Regions from separate parts of the Homo sapiens genome. Here all the other regions are linked to region 1. Evidence: chromatin loops called from intact Hi-C (ENCODE). Cell type or tissue: endothelial cell of umbilical vein. All regions are shown on one strand.

The links. Peaks named below come from ENCODE experiments on the same cell type or tissue, not always from the same donor. Only the 100,000 strongest peaks of a DNase experiment are listed, where the experiment ranks them.
Region 2: a loop joins it to region 1, with 21 times the contacts of the local background. A loop is called at or near these places in 2 of 110 quality-filtered maps.
Region 3: a loop joins it to region 1, with 22 times the contacts of the local background. A loop is called at or near these places in 2 of 110 quality-filtered maps.

The regions. Positions count from the first base shown.
Region 1 is chr10:78,208,201-78,216,200 of GRCh38, reverse strand. No RefSeq gene overlaps it. Among named protein-coding and RNA genes, the nearest start is that of LINC00856, 36 kb to the left of the region's middle. RefSeq lists enhancers at 1-289, 1-3,568, 3,608-4,164. In endothelial cell of umbilical vein, a CTCF peak has its summit at 4,559 (motif pointing left); a DNase peak (open chromatin) is centred at 4,520; H3K27me3 peaks cover 473 bases.
Region 2 is chr10:78,377,316-78,385,315 of GRCh38, reverse strand. No RefSeq gene overlaps it. Among named protein-coding and RNA genes, the nearest start is that of LINC00595, 110 kb to the right of the region's middle. RefSeq lists an enhancer at 7,468-8,000. In endothelial cell of umbilical vein, a CTCF peak has its summit at 4,062 (motif pointing right); no DNase peak of the experiment used is centred here; H3K27me3 peaks cover 922 bases.
Region 3 is chr10:78,434,454-78,442,453 of GRCh38, reverse strand. It overlaps LOC107984245 (a long non-coding RNA gene), which reads left to right. Exons shown (of 3, transcript XR_001747513.2): 2 at 4,843-5,049. Among named protein-coding and RNA genes, the nearest start is that of LINC00595, 170 kb to the right of the region's middle. RefSeq lists a silencer at 6,328-6,622. In endothelial cell of umbilical vein, a CTCF peak has its summit at 4,137 (motif pointing right); DNase peaks (open chromatin) are centred at 5,143 and 6,473.

The DNA.
Region 1 (8,000 bases):
GCCTGGCTTTCCTCCCCTACCCAACAACAATCCTAAGACCTGCCCTGTCTTCTCCACATGATGTCTGGGACACCCAGGAGACGACCACTGGGCTTTTTATGTAGCGCCCCATGCTTGTATGCAGGTCACAATTCTGATGGCCAGCAGAAGCAAGGGGAGCCTGACCAGAGCCATCGCCACCTGCCAAGTGCAAGGACCCCAGGCCCTGTCCAGGAGGCTGTGGGTCAGCTCCGGGAGCCAGCTGGAATTCAAAGTAGTCGGGCTGCTTGGAGAAACGTGCAAGATGCAAATCAGACACGTGAGTGGCGCCCGGCTGGAAGAACTGTGTCTCCCTCCAAGCGGGGCTCTGAGTGTCAGATTTTCCACTCTGTTTCTCTGTAGCATGTTCTGCACATCCCAGTGCTAAAAATAACTGTGGCGCGTGAGTGGGGGAGCAGCCCCAGAGAGGCTCCAAGAGCCACTGGGGCGGTTTGGCACGCCAACCTCCTTCCTCTGGGCAGTACATGCCCCAGCTGCAGAGGTTGGGGTCTGTTCCCCCAACACAAACCCCTCTCCCCTTTCCTCCCACCTCCTTCCCTGTGTCGAAATTCTTCCTCCCTTTGTGACCCCAGGGACCCAGAGAGCTGGCAGCTCTGGAAATTACAGGGATAGAAAAGCCCAAAAGAGGTCATCTTATCCACCTCTTGGGAGAACACAGTCACCCCTAAATCCTTAAGGACAACAGAGAAAGTCCTCTTAGTCTAAAACCAATCACTGAAATCCAATCTGGCAAATGGTCCACAGTCTCTGCTACTTGGAAAGTTATTCCTTGAGTCTAACTGGGACCTCTGCTGCTACAGCCAAAGCCCAGCTCCTGTTGTTCTCCCACTAGGGAGAGGAGAAAGAGAATCGCTAATCTCAAATTCAGATCAAACTGAACATAGAAGACATGTGTGGACCAGTGGCCTCTACTGTCCTGAGACCCTGGGACTCCCATACCACAGCAAGAAGGAGTTATGTGTTCCTCCCTACTGAGGGTGAAACTCCAGCTGAGCCAGCCTGTTGCCACATATCTATTCAACTTTGCTGGGCACCGTCTGCCCAGCATAAGACGCATTGCCAGTGCTTCTGCACCAGGCCTGGGGAGGAAGTCAGGAGACGCAGAAACCCAAGATGACACTTGCACCCTTAAAGAGCTTAGGGTTGAGTTTGGGACTCAGGTTCATGCCTGGAAAGAAAATTTACTTTGCACCCAACCAATGGCTGAGTGAGATGCAGCAGTCAGTGCACCGCCAAGGGGTGAGAGGTTGGGGGTGTCCCTGGAGAAACAGAGCTCTGAGATACATGACGGGAGTTGAGAGGTCTGAGCAAAAACAGGGAGGGTGAGACCATGGATTTTGTGGACACCAGGGACTACTGAGGGGAGGGCAAGGGCTCTGGATGTCCAAGAGAGGCACGGTGGAAAACAAGGTTGAGATCTGATGGTGAAGCCCTTTGGACGCCAAGAGGAGAGATTTGAACTTCATTCCTCAGGCCACATTTCTTAGATAATATTCCAAAATGGGGTATTAAATAATGATATCATGAAACAAAAGAAGGTGCATGGGGGTGTGGCATAATTAAATTTGGCAAACTGAGAAGGAAGGGACAAAGGAAGCCACGTTTCCCAAACTATTTGACCATGAAGCCCTTTCATCACAGAGATCCTCGTGGGACTGCCATTCTGGTTAACACACTCTAGGAAAAGGGTTTTGAAAAAGCCAGGAACATCATGGCATTATCGCTTTAGGACGTTGGTCTAAAGGGCTGCTGGAGGTCGTGGCAGCTGCAGTGCAGGGCAAGGTGAGACGGGGAGGAGAGGTGCAGGCAGTGGGCAGACCTGGAGGTGGAACAATGGCAGGCCCAGGACAGGCAGAGGGACCTGGAAGAGTCCGAAGAGCCACAGTGACGCTACATGGGACCATGTGCCTTTTCCAAGCCTCAGTTTCCCCTCCTGTGGAATGGGATGGCCTCTTTTCACAAGACAGTTGGGAGGACCCTTGAGTCTGTGTGAGTGGAAAAGTCTGGAAAGCTGGAAAGAGTCCGGAGCTCTTCTATCAACATTCAGAGGAATGGAGGCTGGCGATGGAGTGGTCGGATTAGGACAGAAAGACCAACGATGGATTCAGGAGAGAGCAAGCAGCATGAGGCTGGAAGCCCCCAGTACCTCTATTTCCCTTCTGCTGCCTCATATTTGCATTGTTTCTTCCTCTCCAGCCCCTCTGACCCTTCCTCCAACAATGCAGAGCCTCAGAGAAAACAGTGTGCAATTGGAGGGAGACTGCTTGTCTTCCAGGCCGGCTCCAGCAATGCCATGCTGTACATCTCTGAGCCAGTCCCTCGACTTCTCTGAGACTCAGTTTCCTCATCTGTGAAAGGAAGAGAAGGGCGATGATAGTAACAACGCATTTGAGGTCTCTCCAGGTGCTGGGCTGAGTTCTTGCTTTATGACAACTCAATGAAACAGGAACTATTACCACTCCTGTTCAACACGTGGAAACTGAGGTGCTGAGAAGTGAAGGGAGTTGCCCAGGGTGACACAGGGGGTGATGAAGCCAGGACAGGCCCACTGCAGATGGCTGTTGGGAGGGCTGGATGAAATGGTGGAGAAGAAACATTCTTAAGACTGGCATTTGCTTGTCATCTTATAATGCCATTAAGATGGTGTAGCAGATTGCACTTTCCAAAGATGCCCACCACACCATCACCCATCCCACAGGCTTTTTGGCAATATGACCTTCCCCTCCTCTATAAAGAAGTGGGTTCTATTTCTCTGCCCTCTTGAATTTGGGTGGGTCATGATGATTTTTTCCAAAAGAATAGGAGGAAGAGACCTTGTGCCAGTCCAAGCCTTAGCCCTTAACTAGCCTGACAGCCTCCACTGGCAGTGTCCTGGGAGCTAGCTGCTACATAAAAAGAATCACTACCCTGAGCCCACACTGCTGGGAGAGGCCCAAGCCACGTGGAGAGGCCCTGGAGGATGAGATGCTGCAAGAAGAGAGGCAAAGACCCCAAGAAGCCAGCCTTAGCCACCACATGAGAGACCCAGGTGAGTCCCAGACAACCCAGAGAGCAGAGCAAAAGAAGAAGACATTGCTCGAAGCCCCTCTCTTCTGGTATGGTTGTTACACAGCAGTAGAGAACCAGTCAGATGCGGCCCTCTTTCCACTTTCAGCTCTAAGGCAGAAGGTCGCCACAAAGAGATGAGGAAGAGGAAAGAAGAGGGGTGGAGGGGTGGAGTCAGGACTGCAAGGAGCTGAGGCAGGGAGCTGCCCTCTGCCTCTGCCTCTGCCTCTGGGCCCCAGCCTCGGAATCAGCCCAGCTTACAGCCCTCAGACAGTGGCCAGCCCATGACTTACGATGGGGCGCAGGTCAGGCTACCGGCCCCTCTGGGCTGCCATCTCCTCTCCAGTTACGTGGGGAGCTGTGGGCTGCCCTCCCCTCTCCTGTTATGTGGGGAGCTGTGGGCTGCCCTCCCCTCTCCTGTTATGTGGGGAGCTGTGGCCTGCCCTCCCCTCTCCTGTTATGTTGGGAGCTGGATGGAGTCGACGACCCCTGAGGGCCACTGCAGCTCTTGCATGCTGGATCTCCACTGCTGGGGGGCGGGGCAGGGGGGCGGTCATTCTGGCTGTGGTTCTATCCAGCAGAGCCAGGAAACACTAGGGCTGGTCAGACCCCAGAGCCCTCAGGACATCCCCACCCCTGGGTCTTCATACCCCTAGAGAGGCCAACACCACAGGCCTGAGGGCCAGCAAGTCCAGCCCAGCCAGACAGTGGAGCTGGAGAGCAGAAGGCCACACCTGCTGACTCTCACCCAGACACACTGTGGCCCTGAGCCTACTGGGCCCATGCCAGGACAGGCCCTTTACACAGAAGAGCCTATTTAATCCTCACAGTCATCCGGAGTGCCAGATAATGCTATTATCTCATTTCTCAGATGAAGAGTCTGAGGCTCAGAGACTTCAGCAAAATCACACCACTGCAGTGTGAAGCCAGAATTGAAACCTGGAGGCCTAATTCCATGACTCTCCCTCCCCTCCACTGTGCTTCCGCTGGTGGGTACATCCGCAGACACAAACACACCACCCTGCTCCCCACACAGCCCGACCTGCCCTGCTCGCTCACACACATACTTTCATGTGTGATGGTGCATACGTGTAGACACATCCCATGCTGGTACACACCAGTTCATACGGAAACCCACATTCACACAGGTTGTGTGTGTCGCACACAGACACTCCCATCCCTACACATGTAGACCCAGGCACCCAGGGCCCTGACATTTGCTCACACATACACCCCTACACTCCAGCCCCACAGGCTCAGGTGCAGACATCTGTGTGCATACATCCTCATCACACACGTACACACACAAACACTGCACCTTGTTTAATGATGCCCAGGAAATGAGAGTCATTATTTTTATTTTTTTAAAAAAAAGAGCCTCTCAAATGCCAATAGATTCCAGCATGTTTTTTCAGTGCTAAAAGGTTTTACAAGCAAAAGTCACCCAACAGTGCCACCTGCTGAAGGCTGGCTATTCTCTCCCGTCCTGCCTGTTCCATCCTTAGTAGGGTGAAACCTGTCCTCAGTTTCCCCCAAAGCGCTCAGGACTTGGGAGCTGGGTGGGGGAAGCTGGGGGAGAAAGTGGGTGCAGGTGGACAGAGGAGAGGTTATACCGAGGCAGGGGAACACATGGAGAAGGACTTCCAGAGCAGGCAAGGAGAGGAAGATGAAAGAGAGAGGCCTGCAGGGAGACAGAGAGGCCAGGCAGGGAGCTGAGAGAAAACCATGGGACTCAGAGAATAAGAGAGAGAGCACAGATAGAAAAGACTGGGAGGGAAAGTCTGGCATGCAGATGGGAGAGAGGGGAGGGAGGATGAAAGAGACCCGAGGAAGGACTAGAGGGGCAGCCAGAAATGGCGGAGAGCCCTCCCCAACGTCGGCCCCCTGGACCCACAAGGGGCACGAGCCTGGCAGCTGGCCCTCCCTCCCTCCAGGGGTGCCTCTACTGCAGGGGCCTGAGGCTGCAGTGTTTTCCTGGAGGTGGGGATGCCCCAATGCCCCCCTCAGCCCTCCAAAATGTTTGTCAAGCAGCCCCTGTCCCTAAGGGGCTCAGCTCCCCGCCACACACCCTGCCAGCAGGTCAGGATGAGGCAACTGTCAACAGGAAAGGGCTCTTACCTGAAGTATCTGGCTTCTTAGGTGCGAGTGACATCCAGAGAGAGGATTTGTTCAAGGCCACACAGAAAATTAGGAAGAGTCAGCCCTAGAAACTTCAGGGGCCCACGCACGGGCCTCCACCCCTGTGTCAACTGAGATGACAACCCTCTTCTTTCTTGATAGAATCATGGAGGAAAGAGAGATTTGAATCTGCATTCAGTGGTTCCAGACCACAGGAGAGTAGGGGATTAACCACAAGGCCCCAGGGGGAGACCGAGGCCACATTCTTGAGTCACCATGTCAGTACCCACCCCTCTGGAGTCAGGTGGATCAGAGCAGGACAATCATCAGTCCAAGAGAAAACCACTGACCTTCAACTCATGAGACATTGGCGCTGAAAGCTCCCACTGATCCCTTCCCGTGGGGACACTGAGCCTAGGGGAGTGGGGCATGCTGGGGTGAAGCAGAGGGCCTGAGCAGAGGGCATGAGAACCCCCCACCCTCCCAAGCCAGCTGCCCACACAAACCTCTTGACACTGATGGAGCCAACTCCTCAAAATCCTGAGGTCTGGGCTCCCTAGAAGGTGGCAACTTTGGGGGCTTCATCCTTCCCTTCTGAGGCCTAAATTCTGGTCCTCTTCTCTCTCCCAAGGGGACACTTCCTCCAACAGAAAGGACCCTGGCAGGGAAAGTCTTGGGGTAATTTTTCTTTTTTATGAAACCCCCTGATATCTCCCGTAGCTCAGCTGGAGTCACAAGGAGGCACCTCTCTCACCTTTGTAGAAACACACAGGGCTGCAGAAAGCTGGCTGACTACACAATGCAGAGCAGGTGCCGGCTTGCATCTCATTTACATATGTTTGCATATGCTTTCTTACTTCTCAAAATACCAGGAAACTATCCTCCATTCTCCATCCTATAGCTTCTTGGCATTTACAGTCTCTCCTGACTTACACGGGGTATCTCAATGCTGTGGACTTCCATTTGCTTAGCTAGAGAAGGACTTGGATTATAAATCCAACAGACTCTAAACTCCTTAAAAGCGGCATCCTGGTGCCAACCTGCCCCCTTCCCTCCTCCCAGGCCAGACCATTCACCCCCTCACTAAACATACCCTGTTCTTCTGTGCCAAAAAGAATTGGCTGATGCTGTTCCCCCTGCCTGAAAGACCCTTTCCTCTCCTTCTCTACCTGAAAAGCTCGTATTCAGACATCAAGACTCAGTTCAAATGGAACTTCTGCAAAACTACGGCATGTGAGTTTCTCTATTTTCTCCAGCACCTCCAAGCAGAACAATCACTTCTCAGTGGGCCCCAGCACTTTGGCTCATTAACAGCCAACAACTAAAGGGAAAATTTATTATACCACAAAATGATATTGAATAATACAGCACATGTATTTCCTCTTAGACTGTGAATTTGTTGAGGGCAGGAACCATGGGAGACGCAGCCATCACTGCATAGCCTATAGCTCCCAGCTCTGGGAAAATGACTGCGTAATCATTGTTTGATGAATGGATGAATGAATGATTCTCTCCATGGTCTTTATGCTCACAGATTCTGTGATTCTTCCTCCTTCATGGCTAGCTCAGACTAGGTTAAAGAGCAGTGATATTCTACTCAATATTTTACAACTTGAAATAACACAGACAGAGGGTCCATGTGGACCCTGTCTGCTTTCGAGCACCAGCGCTTCACAAACAAAACCCCAATCAGGTTCTGCAACCCCAGGTGGGGCCTTGGGCCCAGAGGTGAGGGAGGCAATGGGGCCAAGGCTGCTGTTTAGGAAACAAATAACCAAGTGGGGAAATTTACAGTCAGATAATTGGCAGCTCTGGTGCACAGTCAAATGCAGTAAATTAAGTGTTTTCCTGTAAATCAAGTTTATGATTTGCACTGGAGATGTAATTGTTAAAACTGTTCATTTTACCCGCAAATAGCAGTTGAAAGAAACCAATTTAGGAGTGACAGATTGGTTTTTGATTCTAACTGTAGTGCTAAAACAGTTAATTTTAATAACATCCTTTGGACAGGAGTCTGCTTGTTACTTAATATCATAGTCAACAATTTGAAAACTGCATGTTCAGCCACTGCTGCTTCCGCTAAAAATTAATCCCATTTTTCCCCTGAATGGAGGTATTTCTCAGCAGGAAGCAGTATGTCCATGCAGAAGGACTTTCCTCATTTACAGGGTTACAACCCTTCCACTCTGGGGAAGGGAGGCCACAAGAAGGTGAGGTATAGGCTAAAAGGAAACAGGTCCTGGAATGTTGAGGCCAATGGGGACCCTCCCTAATGTAGGAAACCCTTCAATGGCAAAGGGGATCACAATCTGAAGCTCCTGCCTGCACACTTCCATTGGCCAGGATGCCTCCTCTCCCCTGGGGTTCTACCCAGCTCTGAACCCTGAAACCATGTAGACATCAACTCTGAATAAACAGGACAGATTCTATCTTTCAGACTTGTCACCGTCCTCTTTCCCATCTCAGGACACACACCTGAGTCTGTCAACTTTCAAGTCTAGTCTATGGTGTCCAAGACTGGATCCATTACTTTTGTCACTCACCAGCTTGGATCCTAAGCACCCAGTGGGTTCACCGCTCCCAGGACCAGGATGCCACTGGATTATGGGAGCTCATAAACACTTTCAGCAGTTCACTGTGACCCCTGACAGGCTTCTAGTTCTGCTTCCAAATAGTCAGAGCTTCCCAAACATTAGCATGTATTAGAATTACCCGGACAACCTTCTCGTACAGATTGCTGGGCCCTACCTCCAGATTCTGATTTAGCAAGTCTGGGCAGAGCCAGGGAATTGGCATTT
Region 2 (8,000 bases), 170 kb before region 1:
GAAATGCCCTTCCATGCATCTTCCCCCATGTCAAAATAGTCCCATGTAGCTCTCCTGTCCAGCAACAACAAGGGCTCCCACAGCTACCAACTCTACCTGGATCTCAAGCCCTCTGAAGTCGGGGACAAGACTTGGCCCTCAGCTCTTTCTCCCACAGCTCCTCAACACCTCACTTCCTGACATATACCCTCCTCTCCCCTCCACCTACCCCATCCTGCCCATTCTTCGGGACCTTGATCAGCCCTCTACCTCTCAGGGAAGCTGACCTCTATACACTCTCACTGACTTCTTTTCCCCTCCCCTCTTGCAGCCTTAACTCTGTACACAGAGTGATGCTGGCTATATTCCTTACTGGAGTTTTCATGCATGGTCACCAGGAAACCTGCTCTCCTGAAACTTAAAATCAAGTCGGGAAGATAGTAGGATCTGACCTCAGTATAGCCTCTTTGAGAGGCTAGATAGCATAAATACAGGTTAGCAGGCAAAATTTGGGAAGATAAGAAAATACTGTTTGGAAAACAGGTGCCAGATACAGAGATTTCCCTTTAGGAATGGCAGATAAACGGCACACGTGCTGCTAAAGCCTCCTGTATTACCCATGGCAGACATCACTAATTGATTACAGCACTCTTTCCAGTGAACCTGGACCCAGCCTCAGAAACTACAGCCTAGCACTCCAAGCAGGCATGACCAATCAGTTGGAGTTGGGAAATTAAGTAAAATCCATTTGCCAATTGTGGTATAATACAAAATACATATTTGGTTTTTGAGCTTCAAAAACCCATAGAATTTCTTGAGTGATAGGAGTGTCTTTTGTTATTCATAATGGGCACCTTTTGGTTATACCTAACTTTATGAGGTGATTCAAGGTGGGCCCTTAGATAGTTTCAAGAGAGGGGCTGGCCACACCAGATACACCAAGCATGTGATTAGAGAGCTAGAACTTTCACCACCCCCACCAACCCCTGGGGAGAGAGGGTGCAGCTGGAAATTGAATTCAATCTCATGGCCAATGATTTCATCAATCACGCCTACTAATGAAACCCCAGATAGAAACTCTGAAACAAGATTTGGGTAACTTCCACACTGCTGGAAGAGTGCCATACCCACATTCCACTGGGAGAGAGCATGGAAGCTCTGCAACACTCTGTTTGTAAAATGTATATACATAAAATAGAAGAGAATGCAATATTTTCCTAAGGCTTGAAAATAAAACAGTTGAACTTCAGGGGTATCTGGGGGGTATAATGTGGCTTTGGAGAACATTTCCTGATGCACTGCTCAGGATCATCAAACTTTTTCTGTAAAGGGCAAGATAGTCAGTATCTTAGGCTTCACGGGCCCCTCACCCCCAAGACCTGCCTGGTGAATCTGTTCATTTGTATCATTTATAATAAAACAACAGTCATAAGGATAGCACTTTCCTGAGTTCTGTGAGTCATTCTGGCAAATATTCAAGCCTGGATTGGGGATAGGGGAACCTGGGAATTTGTAGTTGGCCAGACAGAAGTGCATATGAAATGGAGGCTGAGCCCTTAACTTGCGGGGTCTGCCTTAGGAAGTTTGTGTCAGAATTGAATGAATTGTAGGATACCTAGTTAGTGTCATATACTGCTCTCAGATGTGTCTACTAAGAAACCTATAAAAACAAAGTAGGGTACCCACATTGACCTAGAGCAGGGACCAGCAACTACAGCCAAACCCAGCACACCACCTGTTTTTCTAAATAAAGTTTTATTGGAACACAGCCACACCCATTCCTTTACATGTTATCTAAGGCTGTTTCTAATTACAAAAGCAGAGTTGAGTGATTGCAGCAGAGACTGTATGGCCTAAACTATTTACTATCTTGCCTTTTACAGAGAAATTTTGAGGGCCCTGTTCAAGAGCACCAGAAGATTTTATCCAAAGCAGCATTATAACCCCCAAATCCCTTTCAAGCTTCATGTTTTATTTTGAAGCCTCAGGTGAATGTTGCATTCTCTTCTGTTTTATGTGTATACATTTCACATAAAAGCAATGTTTAAACTACTTACCACTTGTTAAGTAACAAGTTCTGTTTGCTTAGTGAGTGGAGTCATTCTTCATTTCCCTAAAAGCTTGCAATTTCAGGATGGGAGATAGAGTACTGGTGTGAGGCTGGGACAGAGGGGTGAAGGTTCTTCCAGAAAAAAAATTTAGGAAAAACAAGGAGATTCAAACTCTAGGTTGAAGCACTGATTCAGATATTCATTCTAAGGCTTGCTTTCACCCTATAAAAATGAACAGTCGCTAAGGGCTTCTCAAGCTCTGCCCATCTTGTCTCCAAGGTGATGGTTTCAGCAAGGCATCTGCTGGCGTGTTCAGTGGGTGGCTGGGATCTTGCCACTTATTTGTTCTCAAGGAAAACCATTTGCAAACTGTGTTCTGTGGGGCCCTAGAGTTCCCACAAACTTTGAAGAACTACTGGGGTAGAATGTGGGATCCAAGTGAGTGGGATTCCAAGTCCATGCCAACCTTAACCATGTTATTCCTGGTAGATGTTTTCTATTGCCCATCTCATTTGTTTAAGAAAAGGCATCTGCTGATAAAATAAGATTTGAACATCACAGGTCTAAATAGTTCACACAACTTGGATGCAATGCTCAGCCCTGAACCAACTATCCCTGGCCAGATGGGAAAAAGCATTGAAATTGGCTCAACTTTGGTCACATATCCACGTCCAGGCCAATCAAGTGAGACTAGAGAAGTAGGGTCCTCTAAAAACATGGCAGAATCTGCAGGGGTCTAAGGGAGGGAGCAAGAACAGAAACTTCTAGAGGAAGGAGGATGTTTAGGAGGAGGGGGATATGCCAGTTAAAGTGGGCAGGTACTCGTTCATGACATAGTCATCTATTATAGTCCAGAAGTTGAATCAGAGAAAAGATTTCTAGGTCACTTGCAAAATTCACCCTCCTTTCAGCATCGCCGTCCATTCAGTATCTGATAACTGAATTATCTGGCTATATGAAAAACTGCCCTGAAGCTACAGCCAAGAAAACTAAGTTTAAAACCGAATTCTGCCACTTACTAGCATAGGCGAGTCACGTGACCTATCTACCTTGACTTTCTCATCTCAAACACAGCAAGCTCAAACACAGACAGATATGGGAACAGACAGGTAACATAAGTGAGTCAGTCAGGCAAGGCATGGGATGATAGGGAGTGGTGGGACCTGTGGCAAACTGTCTTAAAAGAGCAGGTGCCCCCTGAGATCTAGCCATACAGAACTACAAATTTAATGTGTCCAAGTCTTCCAATTTCTCAGTAAATCTGGAAATTTAAGTGGCTATTTCCCAATTATTAAGACATGTGCAGGTCAAACAGATTCATACCTACAAACCAGATGCAGCTGGTAGACAGTCTGCAACTGCTGGCTTGGACATCGCCTTTAAGAAAACCAGCCAGGAAGGGCTGCTATTTCTTGAATTCACTTAGTAGGCCAACATGGAGCATCAGGAAAACCCACAAAAAAGACAAGCATCCTATCCTGGCGCTGGCCCTTACTACCTGTGTGAACCTGGATAAGGCCCTGAACCCTTAGCGGGTACCTGCCCAAATATGGTGATCATAGCAAATCCCAGGCAAATGGCAGGGAGGGAAGAGAGCATACTGTGGGTGATGGCACCCCTGGCCCAAGAGGCACCAGGTGGGCACATATGAAAGGTGTTCTCTGCTGGCGACAGGAGGAGTGCCCAGGGTGAATGGTACATGGGGCATGGGTGGATCCCAATCAGCCCTAGGGATGTGGCCGGCCTAGAAAGCTCGAGCCCCCACTACTAAGGGAGATGAAAAATGACCACCTTCCATCTCCGCTTTTCTGTGCACAGATGAGGAGCGAGAGAGGAGCGGGCACCCGGGCCCGTGGCTGTCGAGCGGGATCATTAATAAGATAGATGTTCCTAATGGCTCCAAGAAGGATCATGGAGCTACTCATTATCAGGGGTTGCAATCGCTAATTATTCGTTTCTCTGCAGCTGTCACTCGCCGCGCCCACCCAAAACACCGGTCCCAGCAGCGGTCCTTACTCTCATGGCCAACAGGGGGCCGCGAGCACGCATGGCTGGGCCTCGGGGCTGAGGGCAAAGTCTCCATCCTGCATTAAATACTTATTAAAGTTGATTAGAACTCAATGCACCATAAAATCTCTTTCAAGTCAGTGAAACGCCTTTGGCTACAGATTTTTTTTTTTCCCCAATTCTATCCAAAAGGAACTCCCAAGCACTCAGAGAGTACTGGAAAAATTAGATGACGGTTGTGGCGGGGGAGTGTGGCATTCCGGATTGGGAAGGGGGGAGGTGGATTTGGAATATTTATGGGAGAAGATAGCAATGGCTGGAATGAGGGGCATCAGGAATGAAAAAGGGAGTGTGGATTCAGGCAGGTGGGAAGGCTGCCGGATGCACATATTCTTAGGAACGATATTACCCTGGACCTAAAAATATGAGACATGGCTTTCTTTAAAAGCGATCTAGGTCCTATTTACATTTCAGAGCAAACAGCATATTGTTTTCATCAGGGGGAAATAAGCACTCATGTTTACCTTATGTTTCCTTCAAAATATTTGCATTTCAAAGCCTTCTGAGCTTTAAGTTTCAGAGCTGTTCAAAACGTGGCACCTGGGCTTCTCCCAGATGGGCCATGTTTACAGCAGAAATCCATACCACCCAGCCAGGATGACACCCCAAAAAGGGACAAGGGCCCCTTTCAGGGCCATAATGCATCCCCCGAGGGCACAGCAGCTGGGACCAAAGCTGGTGGCCAAATGGGTGATGGGAGAGCCAGACAGCCCAATTCTCAAAGCTTCTCTGTGGGGTTCTGTGAGTCTTCCTCTTGCCATGTTCTTTCATCCTCTCTGTGGATGAAGGAGGAGACAGTGCTGGTCTGCGCAGAGCCTTTGGGGGCCTGTTGGGAGAAGGAGGAAACAGGCAGCACTGGAGCCCACAGGAGATGTTCCAACCAAGGCAACAACCAAGTGGGCAGGGTAGCAATCCCAGTGCCAGAGGGTCGGACTAAACAACCTCAACTCCCTCTTCCTGTCCCCAACGTTTCATTCATTCTTTCAACAAACAGCTATTGAAGGCCCACTCTGTGCCAGGCTTTGGGCTCATGACTGGGGCCACAATGATGAACTAAACCAATCAGAGCTAACCTTTACTGGATGCTTCCTCTCTGCTAGCCACTGTTCTTGGCTGCACATGGCAGCCATCTAGCAAGCTTTTAAAAATCCCAAAGCCCAAGCCACACCCCAGACCAGTTAGATTCCACTGTCTGTATCTGACAGAAGCCTTGCTATTTTTTACTTTCTCCAGTGCCCAGGACCAACCCACTGCACCCCCCTTTCTAGAGGTTCCCTGTGGCCCTTGGTAGAGAGACAGCTGCTGGTCAACTTGACCAAGAGCACCAAATTCCCAGGTAACCAGCCTGAGAAAGTCCAGGGTAAAGTTCAGGAGCCAGGCACCATTAAGTTTTCAAACTCCCCATATGATTTTAGCCTGCAGCCAATTTTGAGAACTGGCATTCTGTGCTTCACATATATGAACCCGCTTACTCCTCAAACAACCTTCTGAGGTAGGTGAGAATGCTTGCCTCTCCCCTTTAAATGATGAAGTGCAGAAACGTTAACTCAGCCACAAGCAGCATAGCTGGGATTTGAACTCAGGCAGTCAGGCTCCAAAGGATGCACTCTTAAGAGCACCTGGTGCCAGCTGCTGTGCTTAGGGAACTCCTGCTCTAGAGAGAGGCCAATGAACAGACACTACACAGAGGGAAAATGTCAAGGCATCACTGACTTTCCAGCCACCAGCCACTCCCAACCCTGGTCTTTGCCTGTCTCACCCAGAAACTAACTGTCCCTGCCTCCCTTGCAGCTATGGTTCTGGCCAAGAAGATGCAGTGGGAAGCATGCTTGGAGCTTTCGGAGAGAGTTTTCCTCCAAGGTTAAAGGACAGGGGTGTGAGAAGGAACATCTTTCATCTTTTCCAACCTATGCTCATCCTTCTACCTGAGATGTTTCCATGTGAGGATGTGATATTTGCAGCTGCAGAGGCCATCCTGTGACCACGAGAAAAAAGGCTGAAAGAACCATAGACACTGATCAGACTGTCGAACCATTCTGGAACAGGCCCCCTCCAGATGTCTTGTTAAAAGAGAGATCTAAAATGTCTTCCTTACTTTCAGGTATTCAATTACTTGCACCTGCATCAATTAGAATTAGATTTGACTGTGATTAATAGAAAGCCCCAAAATAACAGTAGCTTTTGCAAGATAGAGGCTCATTTCTCTTTCATGTATAAGAAGTCTGAAGATAAGCAGCTCAGAGTGACAGGGGCAGCTTTAAAGTCATCAGAGAACCAAGCATCTTTTGTCTCACTGCCCTGCCATTCTTAGCATGTGACTTCCACTCACATGGCTCAAAGAGGGCTGCCCAGGCTCCAGGCATCACATTTGCTTTCCAGATAGCAGGGAGGAGGAGAGGTGGAAGAAATATCCCCCTCTTCTTTTAAGAACACCTCCCAGAAACTCTTCTGTCTATATCCCATTGACTAGAATTTAGCGACATGACCACATCTGGCGGTAAGGGAGGCTGGGAGCTACATTTGTCCTGGGCAGCCATCAACCTAACCAAAAGGGGGGATTCCATAGATAAGAAAGAAGGATATTTGAGAAAATAAACAGTCTCTTTCATACAATTGAGGCCATCCTAATTAATTCAGAAAGATAATGTCTCTGATGAAGAAGGGATAGGAGTTAGCCAGGACAAAAGAAGGGAGAGCAGTGTCCCAGGAGCAACAGTTTGCACACAGGCCTAGGAGTAAGACAAAGTGCCATATATTTGGAGAACTGAAAGAAATCCTGTGACTAGATGACAAAGCAAGGTGGGTGGGCGATGAGGTGGGAAGGCATTAAGAGAGCAAGATTCACAGGGCCCTTACGTAACACCGCCCTAAGGAACTTGGACTCGGAGACCCACTGGAAGGTGTTTGGCAGGAAAGCAACATGGCCAGGGTTGCATAGAAAGCACATTCTGGTAGCAGGGTGGAGGATGCTTTGGGCTGGAAGATGGTAAGATTGGAGGCAGGGAGACCCAGTGGGAAGCTCCTGGAGGCCACTAGAGAGGGAATGTTGGCCTGGGCAGCACAGAGGCAGATCCCATCTCCACTGGGAGACAGGTGAGAGGTGGTGGAGAGCAGTGTTACTCAGAGAGCTTGTCTGCAATGGCATTCAAAGCTTGCACTAGAACCTGAATCGATGCATTGCTGCCTTCATCAAGAGTGTCTTGTGATACAAATTATGGGCATGCGTGTTTGTGTGCATATATAAGCTGAATTAAATATGTGTTTAATGTTGTATTTGCTTTATGCTCTGATGCAACCTCCTTACTCCTTCGTGCACCACTAACAATTTGTGAACCAGCAACACAGACCTGTGAACCACACTTGGAACATCACTAGTCTCAAGGAAAGAAAACTGAATTCCTCGTGTAAAGCTGCTCCTCTGTATCTGACACAGGCCTTGCTATTCCTTACTCTCTCTAGTGCCCTGAACCAACCCACTGCACCCCTCCAGAGGTTCCCTGTTGCCCTTGGCAGAAGGACAACTGCTGATCAACTTGTCTAAGAGCCAAATTCCCAGATAACCAGCCTGTGAAAGGAGGCTGACCTGAGGGTTCCTCACCACCCACAGGGAGCCCCAGGGGCCTACAAAGCCCTCCATAGCCAAGCTTTTCCAGGAACAATGTGATTGCCTTAGGGAAGGCAGAGGGAGAAAATGGTCCTCAAACTCACTCCCTGGAGAGAGGCCAATGTAAACTGTGGGATTAACTCCTGGGGGGAGTCTTAGTTCTGAGGCCATTCTAATAGGAAAGAATGAAGGGGCCTCAGGCAGTTCTCCTGAAAGCAAGAGCTCCCCTCAGCCCAGCGAAAAGGGCTGGAGACCCTCAGGGGTTCCCCAGCCTCGAGGACCAGGCTACATTGAGCACT
Region 3 (8,000 bases), 230 kb before region 1:
CACACAAATGTTCTGTGAGGTATAATTAGGTTCTACAGAAAAAAAAGGTTTTCTCAGTTAAGTAAATTTGGCAAACTGTACTGAACCAAAGTAAACAGAGGATTGTGGGATTTCTCAGAGACTTTAATAGGTGACCCTAATGGAGAATAGAAAGTGTGGTGTTCCCAAACATTCTTTGCAGTGTATCAGGAAGGGTCCTTTTTGCTGCTAGTGAGCAGGAAATCCAGCTCTAAATAGGCTACATTTTCCAGGACAGCATTAGCTTACAAAATAGCAAGTCCAGAGATGGGTATTTCCAGGCTTCAGCAGCCAAACAATGCCACCAAAGCCACAGCCCCTCCATCCCCTTCACCATCCAGTGTCTTCTCCTGGGGACAGTGGTCCTCTGGGTCCAAGAGGGCAGCTGCGGGTCCAGGTTCCTACGCAGACTCTGCAACAGCCCCCAGCAGAAGGCATCCTCCCAGACAGCTTTGATAGGGTGAGGAGACCCTTTTCTAGGAATCTCTCAAAAGACTTCTCTCCACATTTCATCAGCCGGAATTGCATCACAGTCTCTTACCTAAACAGATGATTTACGGCTTCAAGTCCACTCTATCCCAAACTAAGGGATGAGGCACCCCAGATTGCCACACCAAATTCAGGGGTGCCAGGGGATATTTTAAGCTTTCAAGGAAAACTCAGTAATGCTGGACATCTGTTGGACACCACTTGAACTACTTTCTTTTTATATATGTATGTTTTTTGAGACAGTCTCGCTCTGTCGCCAGGCTGGAGTGCAGTGGTATGATCTCGGCTCACTGCAATCTCCACCTCCCGGATTCAAGCAATTCCCTTCCCTCAGCCTCCCAAGTAGCTGGGACTACAGGTACGTACCACCATGCCCAGCTTATTTTTTTGTATTTTAGTAGAGACGGGGGTTTCACCATATTGGCCAGGATGGTCTCAACCTCCTGACCTCGTGATCTGCTCACCTTGGCCTTCCAAAGTGCTGGGATTACAGGCATGAGCCACTGCACCCAGCCCACTTGAACTACTTTTTAGCTCAGTTTATTCATGGTTTCAACATTAATCATGCTACAGACATTTGATGATATCGTATCTTTGAGAAGTTTTAGTGATTGCTGAAATAAAACAAGTATGGAATGAAAATCAGTGTGGAATGTGAAATGGGGGTGCTGGTGTCCAATCCAAACACACAGTGTGAGAAGTTGTGCAGTGCCCAACAGGTGCATCCATTCCACTAGTAAGTGATTATAGTAGAATAAACTAGATCTGTTGTACAACATGGTGACGTAGTTCATAACAACGTATTATATACTCGAAAGTTTCTAAGAGTATATTTAAGTGTTCTCACCACAAGAAAATAAGTATATGAATAATGAATGTGTTATTTAACTTGACTCAGCAACTCCACAATGTACACATATATCAAAATATCATGTTATATACCATAAAAACATATATTTTTTTACCAAATTAAGTTCCACTTGCCTACAAAAAAGTTTTTTAACAAGTTTCTAAAATTAAAAAAAGAATATATTAATTAAAAGTATACCTTTTTTCTTTCAGTTCACGTATAGTGTCTTTACAATTAGCTAGTTGCGATTGGCTAAGTTGTTAGGGCCTAAATACTTACTAAGCTGTCTGGGCCTAACCCAGCAGAAGGGTTAGATATTTCTTTTAGCTTAGGGGCACAGTGAGAAAAATTGCTGAGACTAAGGGCCCCATAAACATAGGAAATTGGAGAACTTCTAGCTGAAACTGATCATGGTTCCTCCTTGATCAGTCTTGGGGCAGGAACTGGGACTGGGGCCTGCCTCACCTGAAGCCCATGAAGAGTGTATACCTGAATAAACTCTTATAAAGAAAGGAGGGGAATGCATTAGGAATGCCACTAAACTCAGTGATATGGTTTGGATCTGTGTCCCCATGCATATCTCATGTTGAATTGTAATCCCCACTGCTGAAGGTGGGGCCTAGGGAGAGGTGGATGGATCACGGGGGCAGATTTTCCCCTTGGTACTGTGTTGTGATCGTGAGTTCTCACAAGATCTCGCTGTTTAAAAGTGTGTGGCACCTCCCCCTCTCTTCCTCCTGCTCTAGCCAGGTGAAGTGCCAGCACCCCCTTTGTCTTCTACCGTAATTGGAAGTTTCCTGAGGCCTCCCCGGAAAAAGAAGCCAGTCTGCTCCCTGTACAGCCTGCAGAACCAAGAGCCAATTAAACCTATTTTCTGGCCAGGCACGGTGGCTCACGCCTGTAATCCCAGTACATTGGGAGGCCGAGGCAGGTGGGTCACCTGAGGTCAGGAGTTCGAGCCAGCCTGGCCAACATGGCAAAAACCCGTCTCTGCTAAAAAAAAAAAAAAAAGAAAAAAAAATACAAAAATTAGCTGGGCATGGTTGCACCTGTAATCCCAGCTATTCAGGAGGCTGAGGCAGGACAATCGCTTGAACCTAGGAGGTGAAGGTTGCAGTGAGCCAAAATCACTTCATTGCACTCCAGCCTGGGCGACAGAGCAAGACTCCATCTCAAAAATAAAATAAAATAAGAACCTCTTTCCTTTATAAATTACCCAGTCTTGGGCATTTCTTCATAACAATTCGAGAACGGACTAATAGACTAGGGAACTGGTGATCTGCAGAGCACACCTGGAACTGTGGATCCAAACAAGCAGTCTGCTCTGTAGGTTTCTCTCTTCCTGTTCTGTGTCTCTACCACAACCTCTCCTCAGAATGCCTATGTTATCTGGGAAGGCTCCAGGGGTAGGTGATTTCAGCAATTTACATTCCCTGTCCTTTGGCTTCACCCTGTCTGCTGTCAGCCCACCAGAGGCAGATGGAAACCTTCCAGACACTCTGTGACATCGACGTCCACCTTCCCACCAGGCCTGGGTCAGGCACCTGTGCCCCGAGAGAGCCCACACATCAGCCTGTGCTGCCCAGATTCCTGCCTGGGCCCACAAAGTGTGGGGCATCTGTGAAGGCTGCCCCCAGACTCCTGCATGGCATCCAGCCCGAACGTGATGGAGCATCCAGCACTGGTGTGCCCGGCTCAGCCTCACAGCAGGCCCTGCTACTTCCCCGTGGCATCCCCTCCCCACTCCCACCACACTCAAGATCTTGGCACTTGTGGTTTCTACAACCTGGCAGGTGCTGTCGCCCCCTGCCTCCCTCTCATCCTCAAACAGCTCCCAGCCCAACGCACACCATTCACTTGCCCTCACACTGCACTGTTTATTATTATCTCAATGTGAAATGATCCTGCGTGTTTCTCTTTTGCTTGTCACATGGCTGCCTGCCTCGCTAGAGAGGGAGAAGCGTGTGCACAGAGCCCCTGCCTAGCTCTCTGATGTTGTCCAGTTCCAGGAATAGTGGCTGGAACTTAGGCAATCAATACCCATCAGTAGTTGTTTGATGAATGACTAATGCTCACCAGTGGTCCTAGGAGGTAAGAGTCATGTCCTCATTTCACAGATAGGCAGATGATGCCCACAGAGTCAAGCCCCATGCACCATGCCACAACCTGGAAAGGGACAGAGCTGGGTCCCTTTCCCCTCTCTAGCTGTCCATTTGACTTCAGTGCTGGTCACTTTTGTAGGGAAATGCAGAAGACAGGCCCGGGTGGCAACACATTCTGGATTCCTGCAGACGTGCCCAGGCTTCATGCCCTCAGAGGTGCACAGCTCCCCAAGGGGTTTGCTAGGACATGCAGAGTCCAGCATGGGTGGCAGCAGTCCAGCATGGGTGGCAAGAGCCTAGCTCAGCAGCTTCCCTTTCTGTGACTTCAGGAAGACACCCACATTCTGTGGGCCTCAGTTTCCCTATCTTCACAATAGGGGTGCTAGCTAGACTTAACACATCATTTGTCCTTCTCTCCTGATAACAGACCAAAAGTCCCAGAGAATACAATGCATTCACAGTAGGAGGAAATGAGAGGAACCTGCCACCACTGGCCCCTCTGATCCTGCATTGTCCTTTCTCATCCAGGGACCTTCCCTTATCCTGCCTGGACTCCAGAACCAGCTGCACTTTGTTCCTACCCGGCATGCTGTAACTTTTCTGTGGACAAGGTCATACGTGATCAGCCCCATTTACAGATGAGGTCCCCAAAGCCCAGAGGGTGCTCACCTCTCCTAAAGTCACACTGCCAGCAGGTGGCAGGGCCGGTGTTTGAGCCCAGATGTGCAGAGGGCCCTGACAGCTATGGCCTGTGAGCCGTGGGGCCCCCACCAACCCCCCACACAGCCTCACTCCTGCATTCCCCTCTCTGAGCCTCTCCCCATGCCAAGCTGCCAGCGTATTGGACCGTTTTCTCTGTAGGTGGTGAGTATGAGATGGAGATGTTTCTCAGCGAGTTATTTCTAGAGTTCCTGGCAAAGGCAGACCTCTGAAGCATTGTGTGTGTGTGTGTGTGTGTGTGTGTGTGTTTTTAATGCACTTCCACTGGGGGTGGCAGGCTACAAATGAAAGGGGCCATGGTGCTCAGGAAATGTTCCTCCTGTGAAGCCGGAGGGGCTCGCGGCCCCACCCATAGGTGTCTCTGTCCTTCCCCAGACCACACGTTTCCTGGGAAGGGAAACCTTACTGGAAATTCAGAATATTCTGGTATCTGCTTTTCTGAATGATTTGGACTTCCTCTGGGGGTGGGGGAGCCAGGAGAGCTGTGCATGCTTTTCCTCTCCTTCTCCTGCTCTTAGACACATTGCACTGGGCTGCAGGGCCTTCAGGTGAGCTGATTTCCAGATCCATGTTGGACTCTGAGCAGGTGGACAGAAGCCCAGTGTGTCTGTAGCCCTGGGAAGGTCTGATGGTTTTTCTGTGGTTTCCGTTTTCTCAACACAGACACTTACAATAGACATAGCACTGAATCTCGTCGATTGCTGTCAGCTACAGGTCCTCCCCAGCCTGAAGAGCCAAACTGGTTACCACAGAGGTTCTCGAGGAAGGAACCCAGTCCAGGAGGTCAGAGTCTTGGTTTCCCAAGATGGCCGGACTACTGAGTTGCTGTGTGACCTTACACAAGTGATTCAAACTCTCTGAATCTTCCAGGTAATTTCCTGGTTTGATTAAAGAGGAAATAAATGTGTCTTCCTACTTAAGAATACATCAGCTCCACCATAGTCTGGGAATCAGGAAGCTGGGGTTACAGAAATGAAATGGATTGTGTTTTTGCTCTTGGATTGGCACTCTTGGACATGGCCAGGCTTCAGCACGGGTTTCCTGCCAAGGAAAGAGGCCTGTTGTCATGGAGCTGAGTCCTGGAGGAGAGAGACCAGAGATAGGCAAGGGGAGGGCAGGAGGCAGGCAGAGACCCTCCAACGAAGACCACAGAGGGAGCAGGGATGCAGACTGAGGGCAGGACTGGTCCGTGGGGCCTGAGATCTGTCTTTAATCCCCTGGGTGACTTGTCCCCAAGCAGGAGGCCAGATTGGCCTGGGAGTCTCTGTGGGGCAAAAGCAAGGTAAATGTGCAGAAGCTAAAGGAGACAGATGATCTGTTCCACAGAAGGAAGAACTTTCCGGCATCTGAGCAGTGTGGAGTTGGGGGAAGTGAACTTGGGGTTTTCTGTGGCAGCTGGGGGGCATGCTGATTTACATGAGGTCTTTAGCAAAGTAGCCACAGTGTGCAAAGCCGCCATGGCTGAAGTTTCTATTGTGGACACCGGTGCTATTGTTGGACGCTGCAGAACTGCAGTAATTCACATTTATGTCCCAGGCAGTTCCCTGGAATGAAACACCCCGATCTTTAGAGCCTTTCCTGGGCCATTGGAAGACACTCAGCAAGTAAATTTTATGTTCTCACTCGGGTTCCTAATACAGGGTCTGTCTGGAGGGAGAGAGGCACTGTCCGTGCCTGCAGGAGCTTCCCTGGTGCAACCTAGAGACCATCTTTAGGCTGAATCCATGCTGGGTCAGGGGAGGAAGGCTTCATCCCACTGGGCAAATGAGGTGACAGTCGTCAGTGCCTGTCCCCTGTGCTAGTGAACCCTTTGATGGCTATGCGAGGCAGGAAGGATCAACTCGTTTCCCAGGGAGGCCAGGAGGTATGTGGCTCCTCACTCTGCCTCCCCCAGCTAATCAGGAGTGAAAGCAGCACTTAAGCCCTAGTCTGCCAGACTCCAAAACTCATGGCTTTCCACTAGCCAGGCTGCCTCGTCCTCAGAACTAAGGAGAGAGCAGGGGGTGCCCCGAGAAGGACTGGGGAATGTCCGCAGGGGAAGCTGGGACCCCTGGGAGATTTCACTGCAGCACCAGTTGCTGGAGAGGATGGAATCACTGTGTGCTCTGAGACCCCCACTCATGCCCCTGTGTCTGGAGCCAGGGCCCCCAATCCTCCATGCAGCCATTTTTCCAAGAAGCCAGATGCTGTGCCGCCTGCCTGCCTGTGCTTTATCAGAATACAGCAAAAGGACATAAATAAATAAACAAAACTCTGCTGAGCTCTTTCCCCCTAACGACCGCCAACGTGCAGATGCTTAAAGAGACATTTTTCCAGAGAACAATGGATGAGAGGCGTCCAGACCATGGAAGAATTTTGTGTCAGATATTATTGTTAGTTGCATTTTTTTAACAAACCCAAGCAGATAGGACCTCATTGAGATTTCTATCGGGCCCAGGAGGTTTCCTGCATTTCAACTTTTGTTTGTTTGTTTTTGTCAATACATTAGTGTCTGAAATTTGTAAGGCACTCACTTGTAGCTAGAAAAATTCCTCTGTTGGGGGGCAGTGTTTGAAAACACAATCTTTTTAATTTTCTTCAGCTGGACCTCTATCACTGGATCTTTCGTTAATATAGATCCTTATTTGTGACCGGCCCCTTCCCATCTCTCTGTGGCTAATCAGCCCGTTGGACATATGGAATTGTTTGTGCTTAAGCGGTTAGCAAGGCCAGATTGGCTGCAAGAAATGTAACACATTTTGGGCAACCCCCTCTAAGCTCTATTAGGCTTCATTGGGCAGAACCCCCATGGTCCCAAGGATAACCCTCCTCTGCTCAGGGAACACTGTGCAGGGCCAGGCAGGTATTTTCCCAAAGGACACAGGGCAGGGAGTTGGGTGGGTGGAGGGCTGCTTCTGGCTTCATCACTACGTGTTGTGTGGCCTTAGCAATCCTATTCCCCTCTCTGGCCTCCTTCTGCAGTTGTCAAGAACAGGGTTAGATGACAAGCAGGAGAAGTCCTGAAATAGGCAGACAGTGCAGGACCCTTTGAAAGGGCACCCTCGTGACCCAGGACAGCCCCTGAGCTGGTCCTCTCGTGCAACAGTGCCAGCAGTTCACTCAGGCTGACCCATTCCGTGAGGGGGAGAGGAAACTGGGGGTTCTGTGAGAGCAGGTCTGACTCACTGATTCCCCGACACGTCTCCATGGACTCTCGAGGTGCCTGCCCTGCCCATCACTGGACAATGGGCCTGGTATGAAACAGGAAGAATCCATCCCCACGGACAAGGTGGGTCCTCCACTGTCCCTGGCCCTACCCATCATCTTCGTGATGCTGGCAGGCAACAAAGGCCCACAGAGGGTCCACCATCCCACACACCCAGGGCACAAGATTGCTAGATAAAATACAGGGTGCCCAGGTAAGTCTGCATTGCAGTTAAAGAGCCAATAATTTTTTAGCATGTCCTAATATTGCAATGAGACATGCGTATCTTAAACAATTTTCATGGTTTATCTGAAATGAAAATTTAACTGGGATGTCCACTCATTGTTGCAAAATCTGGCTATCTGGCCGGGGTACGGAGTATGTAGGCATGTGAGCTGGGACCAGAGCTAGTTCCCATCCCCAGCTCTCACCTCTTGCCCCAGAACCTCTTACCTCCCTCCCCTTCTTGTATCCTCCACCCCCAAAACTCTGGAAGACACAGAGTTGCTGCAGTGATGCTTGGGAGGAACTGTCCTCATCCTCCCCAGCACTGAACTTTTAAAATTCTGAAGCCAGAAGTGCTGTGCCCTGAGCCCCCTGCAGACCACTCCACGGTGCATCTCTGACCTGGCCCTGT